Regions from separate parts of the Mus musculus genome. Here all the other regions are linked to region 1. Evidence: chromatin loops called from intact Hi-C (ENCODE). Cell type or tissue: left cerebral cortex. All regions are shown on one strand. Each heading gives the region's core, and the rest is flanking DNA. Links, peaks and the distances in the headings are about the cores only.

The links. Peaks named below come from ENCODE experiments on the same cell type or tissue, not always from the same donor. Only the 100,000 strongest peaks of a DNase experiment are listed, where the experiment ranks them.
Region 2: a loop joins it to region 1, with 8 times the contacts of the local background. A loop is called at or near these places in 12 of 42 quality-filtered maps.
Region 3: a loop joins it to region 1, with 7 times the contacts of the local background. A loop is called at or near these places in 7 of 42 quality-filtered maps.
Region 4: a loop joins it to region 1, with 5 times the contacts of the local background. A loop is called at or near these places in 3 of 42 quality-filtered maps.

What each region holds. Positions count from the first base shown.
Region 1 is chr3:41,561,075-41,565,025 of GRCm38, reverse strand. All of the region lies in intron 1 of Jade1 (jade family PHD finger 1), which reads right to left. Among named protein-coding and RNA genes, the nearest start is that of Jade1, 7.3 kb to the right of the region's middle. In left cerebral cortex, for the core only: CTCF peaks have their summits at 1,105 and 1,671 (motif pointing right); DNase peaks (open chromatin) are centred at 1,256 and 1,620; H3K4me3 peaks cover 1,380 bases; H3K27ac peaks cover 1,143 bases.
Region 2 is chr3:41,180,330-41,184,280 of GRCm38, reverse strand. No RefSeq gene overlaps it. Among named protein-coding and RNA genes, the nearest start is that of Gm40038, 8.8 kb to the right of the region's middle. In left cerebral cortex, for the core only: a CTCF peak has its summit at 1,811 (motif pointing left); DNase peaks (open chromatin) are centred at 1,811 and 2,508.
Region 3 is chr3:41,740,946-41,744,896 of GRCm38, reverse strand. It overlaps Sclt1 (sodium channel and clathrin linker 1), which reads left to right and starts at 2,383. Exons shown (of 21, transcript NM_001081411.1): 1 at 2,383-2,902. The coding sequence starts at 2,869. It overlaps D3Ertd751e (DNA segment, Chr 3, ERATO Doi 751, expressed), which reads right to left and starts at 2,279. Exons shown (of 6, transcript NM_001099785.1): 1 at 2,208-2,279. In left cerebral cortex, for the core only: CTCF peaks have their summits at 1,213 and 2,214; DNase peaks (open chromatin) are centred at 1,322, 2,313 and 2,942; H3K4me3 peaks cover 1,989 bases; H3K27ac peaks cover 1,627 bases.
Region 4 is chr3:41,474,586-41,478,536 of GRCm38, reverse strand. It overlaps Gm40040 (a long non-coding RNA gene), which reads left to right. Exons shown (of 5, transcript XR_867192.2): 4 at 2,801-2,905; 5 at 3,143-3,630. Among named protein-coding and RNA genes, the nearest start is that of Gm40040, 7.4 kb to the left of the region's middle. In left cerebral cortex, for the core only: a CTCF peak has its summit at 1,669; a DNase peak (open chromatin) is centred at 1,775.

The sequences.
Region 1 (3,951 bases), core at 620-3,119:
CGAGCGCCAGGTCACCTATTACCGGTGGGAGGGGAGCCCGGCTGCTATTTAAACGCCCGCGGAAGTTGAGGCACCCCCACCGGCGGTGCTGTGCACCTGCCTCCCGCCGCCGCGCTCCGCCACTTTGAGCAGCAGCGGCGTCCTCAGCCCCGCCTCCTGCCCGAAGGCGGGCGGGAGGGGGGTGGGGGGGGCGGGTAGGAGGTGGAAGGTATCGAATTTCTCCAGCAAATGGGACCGTTCCGAAAGGATTCGGTTCTCCGGTCAACATTCCACATTCCATCCCTCTCCCGCATTTGCAAGCCTACGCCGAGCCGACCCAGAAAGCCTACTGGCTACCGAACAACAGCACCCAACTCGCAAACACACTCACAGGCACCAGACACGTGCACGGGAAGGTTTTGCAACTTGCAGTCCCGGGGTGCACACCGCATGTGCATGTGCTCATAAGGGAGCCAGGAGACACAGAGACCCCACCCCCACAATTTGCAGATGGTGCCAAAGGTTGCAATCTGCAATCCGTTTTTAAGTTCATGATTAATAGGTACTTTGCTCTACCAATGAAGTCCTCCTCAATTTCACCGATTAAGTCTTTTACACTTTACAAGCAGTCTCGCTGGAAGTAAAAGGTCTCATCATTGGAAACCCATTCTAGAAAAATCTAATTGCCAAGCTGTCCCTTCATCCCCTTCTCACTGCCCTTGAATTGATGCAATGAATATTTTGGACATGTGGTGACGCGGTGACAGGAACCAGGGCTGCGGCCACTTCACACAGATGTACCCCCTCACACCTATGTTTGGGAAAACATACCCTCACAGCCTCCTTCCCCCCCAAAACACACACTGTCAAACACTCTGGAAACATATATGTACGCGAACCTGCGCTCTACCATTGCCATCTGTCTACCAAGTTGCTACTATGCTTTCCACTTTCATGCAGCCTAAGGCAGTTGGGCTTTTTTTTTTTAATGTATAAACTAAACTGGGTTTCTGCTGCTGAAAACGCTGGATGAATCACCTGAAAACCTCATGTTCTTCGTACATTTAAAAGGAAAAGCTCTAAACCTTCGCCCTCCTCCGATCGAAAATAATAATCGGAATAGAACTTACTGATCCGACACCGATCAATTCTCGGGCTCCGCGGCCATCCCGGCCTCGTTGCCGGCCCCCACCCGGCGATGCCCAAGTTGCTGGTGGGATAGTGCCGCGGCGCGGGCGGCCGCCTCCTCCCTCCGCGCTACAGATCCACAGCCCAATCTTTTGGCGCCATATTAATGACGTACTATATTATTTCCACTAGGCAGCGACCTTCGGCATTACATTACTCCCGAGAACTCCCGAGCGAAGCAACAAAACCATCAAATATGGCTGAGCCTCTCGGCTCGTCCTGCAGCCGCCGCGGCCGCGGCCTGAGACGCGCACCCCGACCCGCGCGCCCCCGCGCCTCCGCCCCCGCGTACCTGCTGCGCACGGGCTGGGCCTCCGCGGGCTGCGCGCCGCGCCGCATGGGTCCGGGCCACCGAGGCCCCGCGGGGAGCCGGGCGGGCCCCTGCTGTCGCCCGCGCGCTCGGCCGGCCCGGCGCGCCCAGGCCCTCCCGGTAGGGCGTGCGGCTGGCGGCGGAGGAAGCGCGGGGACGCAGACTCATTTCTGGGTCACTGCTGCCACAGGGGGGAGCACTTTAATCCCCAGCCAAAGGAGAGGGTGGGGACGGTGGGGCGGGGAGCCGCTGGTAGGGGCTTGCTCCCGTTAACTCTTGGGGTCCTGACTGCAGCCAGAGGGGCTCTCCCCCCTCACCCACCTCTGGAGCCCGCAAACCCTCCAGGTGTCTCCTAGGAGGAAGAAGGTTTGTGAAATCACCCCCTCCAAAACTGCTGCCCCAGTTCCAACTCCGGGCGACATGCAGAAATGCATTTATTGCAAATTAGTTTTAAATCAGGTCGACTAGGAACATGGGTATTAAAGCGAATAGTTTGAGTGAAATGTTTTTTGTTTCTAGGATGAATAAGAAATAGTTGTTTTTGTAGTAACAGTTTTGAAGGAGTTATGAATTCGAATGACAATTTTAAACACAATCTAATTCTGGGATGGGGAACTCCAGCTTTACCTAAATTTGTACTGAACTCATTGAAAATTAGCATTCACCCACTAAAAGACAACCACCTTCTGAAAAATGTCTTGATTTTTATGTTAGAGCGTTCTTGTCAGAACTGGACATTTTTCTCCTTCCAAATAGGACTGAGAATAACACTTAAACTCAAACTTTAGACTAGTATGAAAGCAATCGCCAGATTCCTGTTGATACATATGTGTAAAAAATGAGTGGCTGTTGGTTTTTCATATACTAAAAACTAACTTTTTTATGGAGAATAATTATTTTCATGGAGTCCCCAAGGAAATACATTTATATTACAGTCAATATCCAAAGGAGGAAAATACACATTAAAATTTCCATTTAGAAAATAAGAACAATGATTATTAATTACAAAATCAGATATTGAACCCAAAAGACAAGATCATAATTCTGAATAAAACAGGTTTGATTCACAGACGTCATAGTGTGATAAATGGGAGAATAAAACCTAACTGTGCCTTTCAATTATTTTTCAGGAAACAAAGCAAAGCAGCAGAAATCCTAAATGTGTGTGCTCTTTCTCCCTCTCCCATTTCCTTAACAAGGAGCATAAAGACTCCCTCCCTGACAGGATCTCTGCTTCGCTCTTCCGTCCTGCTAAGAACAAGTGAGGCGACAAATGATGGGTAGAACCCTTACTAGTACTGTGTGGTCTACAGTTCACACACACACACACACACACACACACACACACACACGAGACACAGAGAGAGACAGAGACAGAGATAGAGAGAGAAATGAGGGAGGTTTTCAAGAGAGGTGTCTCCATCACCACTGCCATCTTGTTCATCCATCATCTCTCTGTGACAAACTGATTGCACCCGTTCTAACCTCCAGCCAGCCTTTATTCATTCTATCTAAATAAGTAAGTACTTTCTAGAAACCTCTGTTGGGCCTGGAGGTATGGCCCAACATTAAGAGCACTTGCTCTTTCGTAAGACTTTGGTTGTTCCCATCAGCCACATGGTGGTTTCACACCATCTGGAACTCCAGTTCTAGGGACTCCAACATCATCGCCTGACCTCCACGGATATTAGGCATATACGTCCCAGAAGAACCCTCACACCACACACATAAGCTAAATAAATCCAAGAAGGTGTTTAAAAATAAAATAAAGCCACTGTTTTGCATGCTTGTTTGTTTTCCTGACAAGTCTATTGCCTAAAACATCCAGCAAAAAAAAAAAAAAAAGCAATGTATTAGTGGAGCACAAAAGGAATGTAAAATGGCTCACTCTCCCCACAATACAGAGGCTATGACCTCTCAATTCTGACACAGATTAAGAATAATGGTCAATAGGTCTTCTGCATTTATGTTGTGGCTGTATAGCTTGGTGTTCTTGTGGGATTCCTAATGGTGGGAGCGGGGGAACTCAGAAATCCACCTGCCTCTGCCTCCCAAGTGCTGGGATTAAAGGTGTGCACCACGACCGCCTAGCCTGAAACTTGTTTTTTTGGGAAGTTTGTTGTTGTTGTTTTTGTTTTTCAAGACAGGGTTTCTCTGTGTAACCCTGGCTGTCCTGGAACTCACTCTGTAGACCAGGCTGGCCTCGAACTCAGAAATCCGCCTGCCTCTGCCTCCTGAGTGCTGGGATTAAAGGCGTGCGCCACCATGCCCGGCTTACTGTAACTTGTTATTGCCAAGTTTGGTTGAGATCTCTGGGAGGCATGCTCTTTTCTGAAGGGAAACAGAAAAAGAGGAGATCTGAGGGAGAGGGGGTGGCAGGGGTGAGAGACTGGGAAGAGAGGAGGGAGGAGAAACTGAAGTTGAAATATTATATGGAGAATTAATTGGTTTTTTAAAAATATTGGTCAGGGGCT
Region 2 (3,951 bases), core at 643-3,142, 380 kb after region 1:
CATCTACAAGGCATTCTCTGCAGTGGTTGGACAGTTCGAGCTGTCAGTGTGTTTAGAATTACACCTACCACTAGCTAATGCAATAACACCTTTCCAGCTTGGGAAACCTGTCTACGGCTGTGAACCTCTTCACCACACCCTTCTAATACAATCCACAAGAAGCCAGCTCAGATTCACAGAGGGTAATTACGCTCATTCACCAGCTCGGATGTGATGAGCCTATTATCCCAGACATTGTGAAAAATGTTCTAAACCTGTGTGTTCACATACTTAGTGGCAAACGCATTTTCATTTCATTCTGTCTCATTTCAGAAAGATTAAGATCTGTAGAGTAGTGATAATACATAGTAACATCACGGAAAAGTGAGAGCCGGCTTCTGACATGGGAATCGTGAACAGAGCCACACATGTGGCCAAAACCGTCTTATAATGGTGAGCACAGTTGATGCTGACGGATCGGACCACACGTTTGGCTCTGGGCTTTCTAGCAGCTGCTTTGAAGAAGAGAAAACAGTCACTTGCATCAATCACCAGGTCCACGAGATGAAAGTGCAGGAACAAAAAAAAAAAATGACTGTTTTCCTTTACGATGGCCAAATGAGAAGAGGACACAGGGACAATGAACGAAGCATCCTGTAACAGTTCCAAGAGCAAGCCTCGCGTGCTGTGACTTAGAGTGACTGACATTGACAGTTTTGCATCTAAAGCCAAGTCTGCATGTAAGCTAAACAGGGACACTACTGTCCAGTTTGACCAGTGAGGTGCTTGAGGTTCGGAGTGTTAGCTGACTTGCCCATCCACACCCATGAAGCTCACACTGGGATTTATGCAGCACCACCTGACCCAAAAGACTGAAACTCTCTGCATTCCTCACGCAGTGCCAACCCACATAACATGAGGAATCTCCCCCATCCATAGTTCCTCTCCTCAACCTTCTCGTGTACACACATTTCCCATTCAAAACCTTGGAAAACGGAACTCTGAGGAAGCAAAAGTATAAGCCTTCATTATAAGAGAAGAGACCCCCGCCCCCCTTAGCTTTGGGATGCCCTCTGTTCTAGCATCCATGCAGTCTAAGTGTTGGTTGAAGCAGAACGAGAGCTGGTGAGTTCCAGCTTGCAGAAGCAGCTGCCCCTGTGGGTGGTACCAAGAGCCCCGGGTCTTCCCGGCTGGTCTCCCACAGCTGGCAGGTGATGTCATCTCTGGCAGGGAAAGGTGCTCATGGGAAGAGGAACAGAAAGGCCTGTGGGAGGGCAGACGGGGTCATGCTGAAGGGGCTCGGGGGCAAACCCAAGGATCAGGGATTCATTTCTCATACTCAGCAGCCCATAGCCAGGGCAGTAAGCCAAGGAGCCCACATGTGGGGCAGGAAGAGCTAGCTAGGAGCACAGAGCTTTCCAAAGATGTGTTTGCACCCCCATCCCAGACCTACTGAATAAGGATCCCAGGTCAAGCTGACCTCAGATGGCTCAGAGAGGCAGAAACCTAAAACCTGTATCAAGATCAGCTCTTCACACTCTGTAGTATTTATTAAAACCTCTTAAACATCAGACTCCGGGCTAGCCACAGATGAGAGAGATAAACACAGACAAGACCTGGTTCTTAAGTGCACAGTTCACCAGAGGAGACAGAAGTGAAGAACTATACACAGAAACACACATAAAATTACTGACGTTTTCTCGTGCCCAAGCTGTCTACCACAGCTGCATCAGCTGAATTCCCCAGCTCCTGAGAAACTCAGTGCTATCCATCAAAAGGAGCGGTGTTCAGTAAGGCAGAACCTGAAAGGAGGAAAGCGCCCTCTGGTGGCCCTCTGAGTAGTGGCAACTGCAAGAGCCCCAGTTCTACTACAGTTAGTGGACCATGGCTCCAGGTTGGTGGCCAAAGTCTCAGAGTAGCCAGGAGCGGAGAGGATTTTGCTTTGCTTGAAGTGGCAGGTCAGTCCCACTCTTCCTTGTGTCTTTTGGTTTGGGGGTCATGTATCTGAACAGCTGTCACCGTTCTCATCTGTGCTATCACGTGACCGGTTCTGAAGCCAGGCTTCGCTCTAAGTCCCTGAAACTCTAGCACGGGGAAGACACAGCAGAGAAGCACTCAGCACACATATGGCTGAGAAGCAAACTAGCGGTGCTATCCCAACCCGCCCAGCTGTGCCCCGCTTTTTTATTTTTTGTAGGATCTTGGGAGCAGGACAAATAATCACACTCCCTAAGTCTCTGAAAATAAACGAGTTCTTAAAATATTTAAATATAATCTATGTCCTTCCTAAGAGTCTCTGTGAAAATAATATTCATAAGGGGTAAACTTTGTGCTTGGAGCTAAGCCTGGTATGGCTTAATTTGCAATAGAATAACATGTAAATTTATGATAATAAACTATATTATTTAAATGAAATTATAAAAATAAGAGTAACTCACTCATATTCAGTTTTCATGAATGCTGACACCTCTTGAAGAACATGGCAGCACGATTTGTATTCGGGCCTGGGTTGGAGCGTGATCCACGGGAATCCGGGAATGTTGGCTGGAAGCATGGACACAAGGAGCCCAGGCAAATCTCCTCCTTGTGGTATATTCAGCATTTCCTGCACATCCTGACCCAAGAAGCCATGAAAGAATCCACTCAGCACAGGCACCTGTGTTATGGGGCTGACACAATCACTCAGCAGCAGTTGTCGGAGGCTGTCAGGGATGCAGGATGTATCGAGAGGAAGCAGAAAGAGAGGACGTCTGAGGGTATGATGGGGGGCTTCGGGAGAGCGGGTAGAAAAAAGCACAAGGAAAAGCATCAAGAGCTGTTTGCAGCAGCTGCTTACTGTATGAAAACGTAAACAAACCAGCCAGCAGTGTCCAAAGGAAGCTTGCATTTTGAGACATCTTGATTCTGCCTCTAACTGAAGCTTGTGACATTCCTTCCTGAATGAAGAAATAACAGAGACTATGAAGTACATCTGCCAACGATGTAATACATCTGAGCTGGAAGACAGCAGCAACACACAAGCGAAGAGATGGTTGGCTGAATCACTCATCACTGGGCAGCCTGGTCCCTCACTGGATTCCACCTGAGGAGAGCCAAGAGTCGCTCTGTCCATGAGATCTGGCTGAGCCCAGGGTGTCAACCCAGCACCTGTGTCTGGGAGGTACTTGCCAGGGGCTGACAGTGGCCAGGGAAATGGCTGCAGTCACCTCCAGATGACAGACAACTCGGTCCTCATCATTCCTAATTTTGGACTGTGCCTTTGAGGCTCTCTGGCGGCGATAAGCCTGCCTGACTCCAGGCACCATCCTGGCAAAGTCTACCAGAGAGAAGGCGGCTACAAATAACAGTGCTAGCCGTGGAGTCAGCCACTGAAGGGTTGAAATTCTATGCTTGTCAGTTAATAGTCGTGCCTCCATGAGCACCAGTTTCTCTGTTAAAATGCCAATTTTAAGACGTTTATCTGAGTAGAGGAGGATAGGGTAGTATATGTGTGAGCTTGCTATCAGAGGTCTGTCACTGTGAGCTTCCTAGGACTCCTCTCTTCCCTAAACCTGAAGTCATTAAATGGTAACCCTGAGCAACTCTGTATCGTTTGCTTCTGCATATCATGGGCCAATGTTTAAACATATTTTATTATTACATCTTTAAGAATCCCATGCATTCATTCAATGTAAACTCCTTAGTGTTCCCCTTAGCTCCTTCTAGATTCACCCCCAACCCTCTCCCAACCTCATGACCTCTTTTTTAAAATCTGTGCTGTCCTGTCAGGGCAGTAGTGGTGCACACTTCTAATCCCAGCAAGAGGGAAGCAGAGGCAGATGTCTGTGAGTCTGAGGCCAGCCTGGTCTACAGAGTTCCAGGGGAGCCAAGGCTACACAAAGGAACCCTATCTCAAAAAAACAAACAAAGCAACTAAAAAACAAAAAATGTGCAGCCTGATAATCACGGATATGGGACCATCCAGCCATCCAG
Region 3 (3,951 bases), core at 833-3,332, 180 kb before region 1:
TATCAAATGGTTTCAGTCCAAGTAAAGACAGACTTTGAAGAGATGCTCAAAGGACATACCAATAGGAACCGATAGGACACAGACCTGGAAGCTCTTCTAAGTTTGGTGCTAGCTGTGGTCTCTGGCCCAGGTCTGAGCAGTGAGCTCCCTCTTAGGCTCTGCCCAGTTGCTCCTGCGTTCTAGAGGGAGGAACTAGGAATTCTGAAACAGACAAACCTGATTTTTCAGTGAAAATGTTGAGAGGACACACAAAGGAACATCTGAAGGTTTTTAATCACACCATTTGAATTCTGGGTGCTTATGTCTTTTTAATTGTTTTAAGGGGGAAGGCTAACTCAGCAACACATTACAACACATTATAAAACCATTTGAAAAATGAACAGTAAATCACTGGAGATTATAATAAAACATGTAAAGTAGCCATTCATTTATTGCAATTAGAAGCTAGCTATAAACATTAAAACATTCAGCATAATTTATATCACATGGTGGTCAACGGTTGTGATACTGAAGCCATATTTTCTGGGCTCAAATTCTTGCTGTGATGAGCTAGCTTTCCAATTCGCTTACTTAGATTCCTATTTCATATGTTCTGAAGGTTTGCTAGACAGAAGCCTAGCATGTTTAATGTCAATACTAGATGTTTAGTGTCAATTTATTAAAATTACCAGTGAAACCTGCCATTAGTTTTCAATGCATGAAACTTCAACTGGCTTGTGCTTATTTTGACCATGATCATATAAAAACAAGCACTTCAAGTGCAAATATCAAAGTTCTATTTCACTACTCAGTTTAGACAAAACCATTGATAATTTTAATACAGAAGTCACACTTGGCTTTCTTCACCCTAATATATTCCTACCAAATGTAGGAAAATCTTTTTGAGTCAATAAAAAATGTTCCTCAGAAAGTACCCTATAGTGAACCTAAAAAAGAAATGGAGCTTGCACAATCAGTGTGTTTTTTTTTTTTTTGTTACGTTTATGGCCACTAAAAACCAGACCGGGTTGAATTTTCACTGATTCAAAGCTAAACTAACCCTTTGCATGGCTAGTGCCAACACATACATATTTAGCAGCGACTCTTTTTAGAGGAATGAGGGTAACACTGTTGATACTGTTTTATGAGTACAAGATTACTAAACGTCTTCAACGGTTAAACAAAAAGCCAAACTTCATCCAGGGCATACATGCCTTTTGTTTTGTTTTTGTGTGTGTCCACGTGGGGGAGTACGTCTATAGCTGTGTATGGACTGAGCTTGAGGCAGAGTATCAGTGGGATGTCATTCTCAAAGGCTGTTCACCTTTTTTAACCTACCTTTATTTTCACCAGATATTATCAAACAGGAAAAAAAAATCTTATTAACATGCCTGATTTTACTTTTTGCGACAATGACTTACTGACTCTGGAGTCACTTTCAAATTTGTCTAGGCTGCTGGATAGAGAGCACCCTTTTCCCTCATCCTGTCTGCTCCTCTCAAGCACTACTATTAAAGGCCATTTAATCTTTAAATTAAAGGGGATTTGCTTGGCTTTTTATGTGGGTGCTGGGGAATTCCAGGCAAGCACTTCATAACCAAGCTATCTCAGGCCCTGAGCATATTTAAAGAAACTGTATTTCAATGCATAAAAATATAATCAATTAAAAGCCTCAAAAGCCAATGATAAACTTCAAGTGAGCATTTTTTTATCGCTAATGTCTTTTGCCCCCAATATTTTGTGTATGTTTTATGTTTCAAGCTTTACAGCTCAAATACTCATAATATCACTTCGTAAAACTGTGAACGGTAGTTTATGCCCCAGTACAAATTTCATTTTATTTTTGCAGAATTTTATCTTTCCTTAAATCCGAAGAAACATCTCTGAAATACCTGCTAGATTTGCAGGCTATCCTGGATCCTGACCAGGTGCCTTCTTGAAGCCACAGGGTTAAATATTGGACAATAGTTCTCTTTTCTAGGCACAAGAACCAGTTTCAGACCTAGGAGCGACAGCTCTAAACTGGGGGGCGGGGTGAGGGGACCTTGAGTCACCTCAGCCCGAGGACTCACAGACCTCTCTGCACAGACTCCCACAGACGCTTAGTGTCTGCAAAACCAAGACTCGGGGGTGGGCAATGAAAATCCCTACCTAGTTAGTGCCTGCTCCTATCACAGTTTCCATACAAAAAAAAAAAAATTAATTAAATTAAAAATGCGCCACACTACCTCAGACAGACACTCGCTGCGCCACTGCGGAAGGCGCCAAGCAACCCACTCAGCCCCCAACGCGGCCTCAGGGACCCGCCCACCGCCTGACAGATAGCCAATCACCTGCCTGCGCCTGAGACGGCGCAATGACGCCTACCGACGCACGCGTGATGACGGACGCGGCGTCACCGTCTCCAAGGAACGGTCTGGGGCACCGCTTTCAAAGTCGCAGGGCGGGCCGAGTGGACTCCGCGGCCGCTCCTGCTTTCCCGCGGCCCTGGCGTCGCCCCTCAGCCGGCGGGGACGCTGCCGCCCAGCCAGGCGCGTCGCAGGGTCATCCTCCCGCGCGGTCTGACGGGAACTCGGCGCCCTCCGGCCGCGCGCGGCTCCGCGGCCCTTCTCGTCCGGCCGGGTCCGGCCGAGCGCGGAACGGAGTCTGAGGCGCGTCGCCTGGGTTCCGCGGAGCGGCGGGCCGGGCTGCGCCGCCGCGTGAGTGGGATGCTGATGTCTCCGCGCCAGGGCTCGGCTGCCCCTGCGACCCCTTAGCTTTTTGTTTGCCCTCACAGCGGGAGGCTGCTTTTTTGTTGTTGTTCGATTGCTTGCTTGTTTGAGAAATACCTTCTTTCCCCCCTGCGAGGAATCGATAAACGTGATGAAAACTCCAAACTAAAATATCGAAATGGCCACAGAAATCGACTTACTGAGAGACCAAAGTAAGCGCGCTCTGTTCCCTGATGGAAAATTCATCTGTAAGGTGCAGTGTCGCTATCGTTGACCTACTAATGTGTTGTGAATGCTGGTCGGGTCCCAGCGTGAAAAATGTTAAAAACTTAAAAAGAAGTGCTCTGCACAAAATGCTTGGTGATGTACATGAGGCTATGTATGTACTTAACGAAGCTGAGACGCTAGTAAATACTTGTAGAATATTCCTTGAGCGTGCACTGGAGTCGGCCAGGCACGAAATAGATTTGTAATGCAATGCGTCTGTTGTGCTCGAAGAAACTGGAGGGCTGATGGCCAGGAAGAGTTTCCAAGCCTGCAGGTTAGGACCTCCAGGCATTGCTCAGGTCGTTAGTTTAAAAGATGTTGACCTATGTTTCATTACGTGCCAGGTGCTATACATGTAGCTGATGTAAGGAGATTCTTGTTCTCCAAGCATGTAGCTGGCAGAAGGAGATACATAAATACCAAAAATACACTGAAGCAGCAGCAACTGCCGACTCGTTTGCATCAGATTCCAAGTAGTTGATGGAATTATTGAGCAAACATTGAAATAGCATCTACTAACATGGAGCTAAACAAATATTGACTATTATGCGGTTATTAAACTACTTCCAGAGGAGATGCCATTTGGACAGAATCTTGACATACCACTATGTGTTTACTGATAAGAAAGGTTTAGGTGTCCAAATTATTGGCAACATTGAGGAATTGGTAGTAATGCTTTGTTTAAAAACAAGACAGTTGCCTTGAACACTACATAGAGGTTTATAGAGGAGTACAGTTCGTTAGCTGCAGTTGTAATCATAGGTAAGAAGGATACCTATAGGACCTAAGGAAGATGTAGAGATTGAAGGCTGAGAGATTTGAAAGAGAAAGAGAGAAACTCAGGTATTTTCTTGAGCTACAGAGAAGGTTGGGGAAACATGCTGAACTCTACATTGAGACCAGAAGTAAGGACATACTCTTTAGATTTGTTTCTGTACATATATTGCCTAGCTCTCACATTTTACAAGTTTGATCTTGGTCAAAATTCTTAGCT
Region 4 (3,951 bases), core at 528-3,027, 86 kb after region 1:
ATTCACCCGCAGCCTGGTCGCTGTGTTATTTCTGTTGCTGAAGAGTATTTACTGTGTGTTCTCTGCTTCTTATTGCCATTGTTTTCCATCTGTGCAATCCCAGGAACAGCATTACGTTTCTGCAGTAGTGTCCTTTGCTGCACCTATGGGTGTGCATTTGTTGAGCATATATGGAAGGCATTTGTTTCAGTAAAACCCAGCAGTTACAGAGCACAGGCCTGTTTTCTCCATCTTTGTAATGCCAGGACTTTGCAGTTATCTGGTGCTTAAACAGATACTCACTGTAGTCTTTGCTAATGAATGAATGAACTGATGATTGGCGTGGGTTTTCCTTCAGGACCTAATGCCCTGTCATTCACATTCCTGCATTTTTCAGTGAGCTGAAGTCTTTCTGTTTACAAATTTGCCAATTTCCTTTGAGGAAGCTTGATCACGGAGCTCTTCTGCATCAGGTGATTGATGCCCTGCAGGTACTTCAAGCAACATCATGCATATCAAACCTGCCCTCTGCCTGGACTGTTTACAGCTGCCTTTTTGCTAGCTGAACTGCCTGACACTTCGGCTCAAAGACTCATTTATCACTGAGGGCGCATGCCGTTATCTGAGCACCTTCCGAAGCATCACACGCCATCTCTAGACTTCCTGGGATTGTCTACGGATACAACACTTGCTCTCATAAGTTGGTTACATAAACATAAAAGAATGAACTTTAAACTAAAATTTCTGACTTTTATCTCTTTGCAGTGTAGGCATAGGACAAAAAAAAGAGCACGTTTGAAAGACTACATTTTCATGAAATTGGAAATGCTACATGCAAGCTGCAGATGCTGATTGCAGAGTCAGAAGACATGGCCGTCAGTGTTAGGACTCTGCCTTATTCTGCTATTTCTCCTTGACGACCTACAGTTTGCATTGTGGGTGGCATTCATTAACGAGGGCAGTAAAAACATGGAGAAAACATTGCAAGCTCTCCTTCGTGTTTCGCTCACTGGCCAAGTAGCTAACCAACTAGGTGTTCAGGCTCCCATGTGTCTCAATATGATGTGGCTCCTTCCAGTAGCAACCATCCTGAGCAGAGACCTTTGTTCTAATTTAAAAATTAGACATGATATAGAGCTTACCACACATTTTTCCCCCTGAAGATTAAAGATCTTCATGAAGGTACTGGCTTAAAAGACATCAACCCCAAGCCTTTCGAAGGATATGCACTTGAGATTGCCATACTCGATGGTGCGTCCAATTAACTTAGAAATACCCTTGACATTTCTCATCCGTGAAGAGAAGCTTTAGGTGACAGTTTTCATGGTGTGGGTACTCTCGGTGCCTAATTTGCTTTTTTTTCTTGTTTTCAAGCCTGAAAGGGAAATAGCCTTGGCTTTCAGCTCTGGAGCGCGATGCCCTCCTTACGAGTATTCAGCTACTGTCTGAACCATTGTACTTGCCTTCCCCTCCATACCCCTTTTTCCCCAAAGTCCCGTTGATAGCTCATTTAAAATGTTCTGCTCCTTAAGCCTGGGGGCGTTGAGCAGCTCAGCGATGGAGTGCTTACCCATCATAAGCAAGGCTCCTCGGTCAGTCCCCAGTGCGCACACCAAAGGAAACACAACCACAAAAGAGACATTGCTCATCTGAAAGGCCTCCTCCAGTTGCGTTTTGGAAGGCGGAGGTGCTATCTACCTACAGCCGACAGGGCTCCTTCCTGGTTATCCTTCAGATGACTGGTTACAATCAAAAGAAGAAAAAGTAAAATAAACTTTAAAGGGGAGCCATCCAAACCATTTAAGTCAGCGCCATAAAGCTATTTTAGAAAGGCAGCTTTCTATATTTTAATGCTTTCCATGTCTGAGGCATCTCTCCAGACTCTGGTGCTATAATTGTAACACCATCTTGACACTTCTACTTTTAAGCCATGAAGTTTTTTTGCCTTTTCCTTTTACAAAGAAAAAAAAAATGGAGCCAAGTGACCGTAGTGTACACGCTGACTCAGGTAGCAGTGGCTGGGGACACAGGTCTGTGCTGAACAGTGCATGTATGGCTTGGGCTCCTTGGTTGTGTATGGCACAGGGTAAGGGCCAGGGAACTGAAGCAAGAAGAATGGTCTCACCCTGACCAGGTAGGTCTGCGGGACACTGCACGCAGGGAGAAGGCAGCAGATACTCCTTGTGGGGTATCTTGCAGGGAGGTTCTTCTTGCATGTGAGCTGCTGTTTTCCATGTGACTTGTTAGGGAGTGGCAGGTCTTCCTAAGGATGCTGGAGGATGTCGTCTGAGATGCTCCCCTTCTTCAGCCACGAGCAGATGCTCTTCGCAAAGCACAACCCCTGGGGTCCCATGTTGTACCATGACTGCCTCTCTGTTTGTGGTTTCTGACTGTCCACCCTGAAAGGAGTGTGTGTCTGGATGACTCACCCCAAAGGACCTTCTCATTGGAGCAGAAGCACTGAGGAAGGAGCAGCCTGGCTCCCCAGGCTGGCCTCAAATTCGCTCTGTAGCCGTGGCCTAGGTTCTTGGAGAATGGTTGAGTAAAGATAGAAATGGACAACTTGAAGCCCACCGTAGGAAGAAGGAGCTGCAGTAAGGAGAACACAGGGAACTGTGTAGAAGAGACTGAAAGAGAATCGTACTTACGAAAGACTTCTAGACCAGGACCGCATTCGAACAAATACTGAACAAGTTTTTCCTCCGAGTCCTCAGCAAACAGTACGCAGCAGGCGGAAAGTGCTGAGACCGCAAAGCTGATAACTTGGCTCCCTAGTCCAATTGTAAGTGACAGGTGACCATTTTGACCCCTTTCTCTTTAGAGCCACCTAGAACATGGATGCAAGCTGGAACTTTGACGTTGTCTTGGGGATAAAAGTTAAACAAAGAAGTGGATTCTTCAGTCCTGACGCGTAAGTCACTGAGAGGTGAGTGCCTGGAGATATCTTCTTATATAGTGATGATGATGATGACGATGATGATGATGGATGATGATGATGGATGATCTTATTAGATCATTGCTAGGGGGTCTTACTTGCAAACAAAGTTACTCCTGTCTGCTCTATCTGGGATCTGCACCTCTGAGCAGCATCAATGACATTTTCTCTCCTGCATCTCATACCTGCTCTGTTCTCCCTTTTTATGACTCACTGATGCTCTTTAAGGATGAGCTCGTTCCCTCTCCTGAAAGACATCTTCCTGTTACAGCAGCCAGCTTTGCCAGCTCCCTGAACGTTCTGCTGCCTCCTTGCCCAGAACAGTAAGTACCTGCTTCGTGCTAAGGCCCAAGGGAGGGACCCCAGTCACCTGTGTGCTCCCTGAAGAGAGTCCATGTTTTCCCAGGTTACTTACTTCTCTGGAAAGTCAGACGCAGAGCTGGCCAACCCCTGGCTCCCTGCTGCACCAGCACCATGAGAAGGCATGCCTACTGTGTATTTGTCAGAGGCATTGTTTACTTAAAGACCTTTTCCTTAAGAAAGAGTCACTATCTTTTAATAAGTTCAAAGAGCTGTCTAATGCTAATGCTATTTCCTTCTTGGTTATTCTTGCACAGATATTCTGTGAGTTAGTTGTGTGCCCGTGCCAACAAACTATAATCTTCTCTTTCTCCCCCTGCCCTCTGTCCATGTACGTACACACACACACACACACACACACACACACACACACACACACACCTGCATGAATTCCCAGGACCTATGTGTGTGTGTGTATATATATATATATATGTATGTATGTATGTGTGTGTGTATATATATATATATATGATAAAATTACTGAAATGGTTGGATTTTAAAGTTTTCCACAGGGTCTGAGAAATTCTGCCCCACTTTCCCTTTATAGACACTATCTGTGACCGTCAAGTTAAAAAGGCCATCTGTCTAGCACCATGACCTTCAGCTAGGCCATCATTGCTTGGGAATGCTCCCTTCACATCGTGCTCTCTTCTTTTTTTTTTTTTTAAATTAGAATT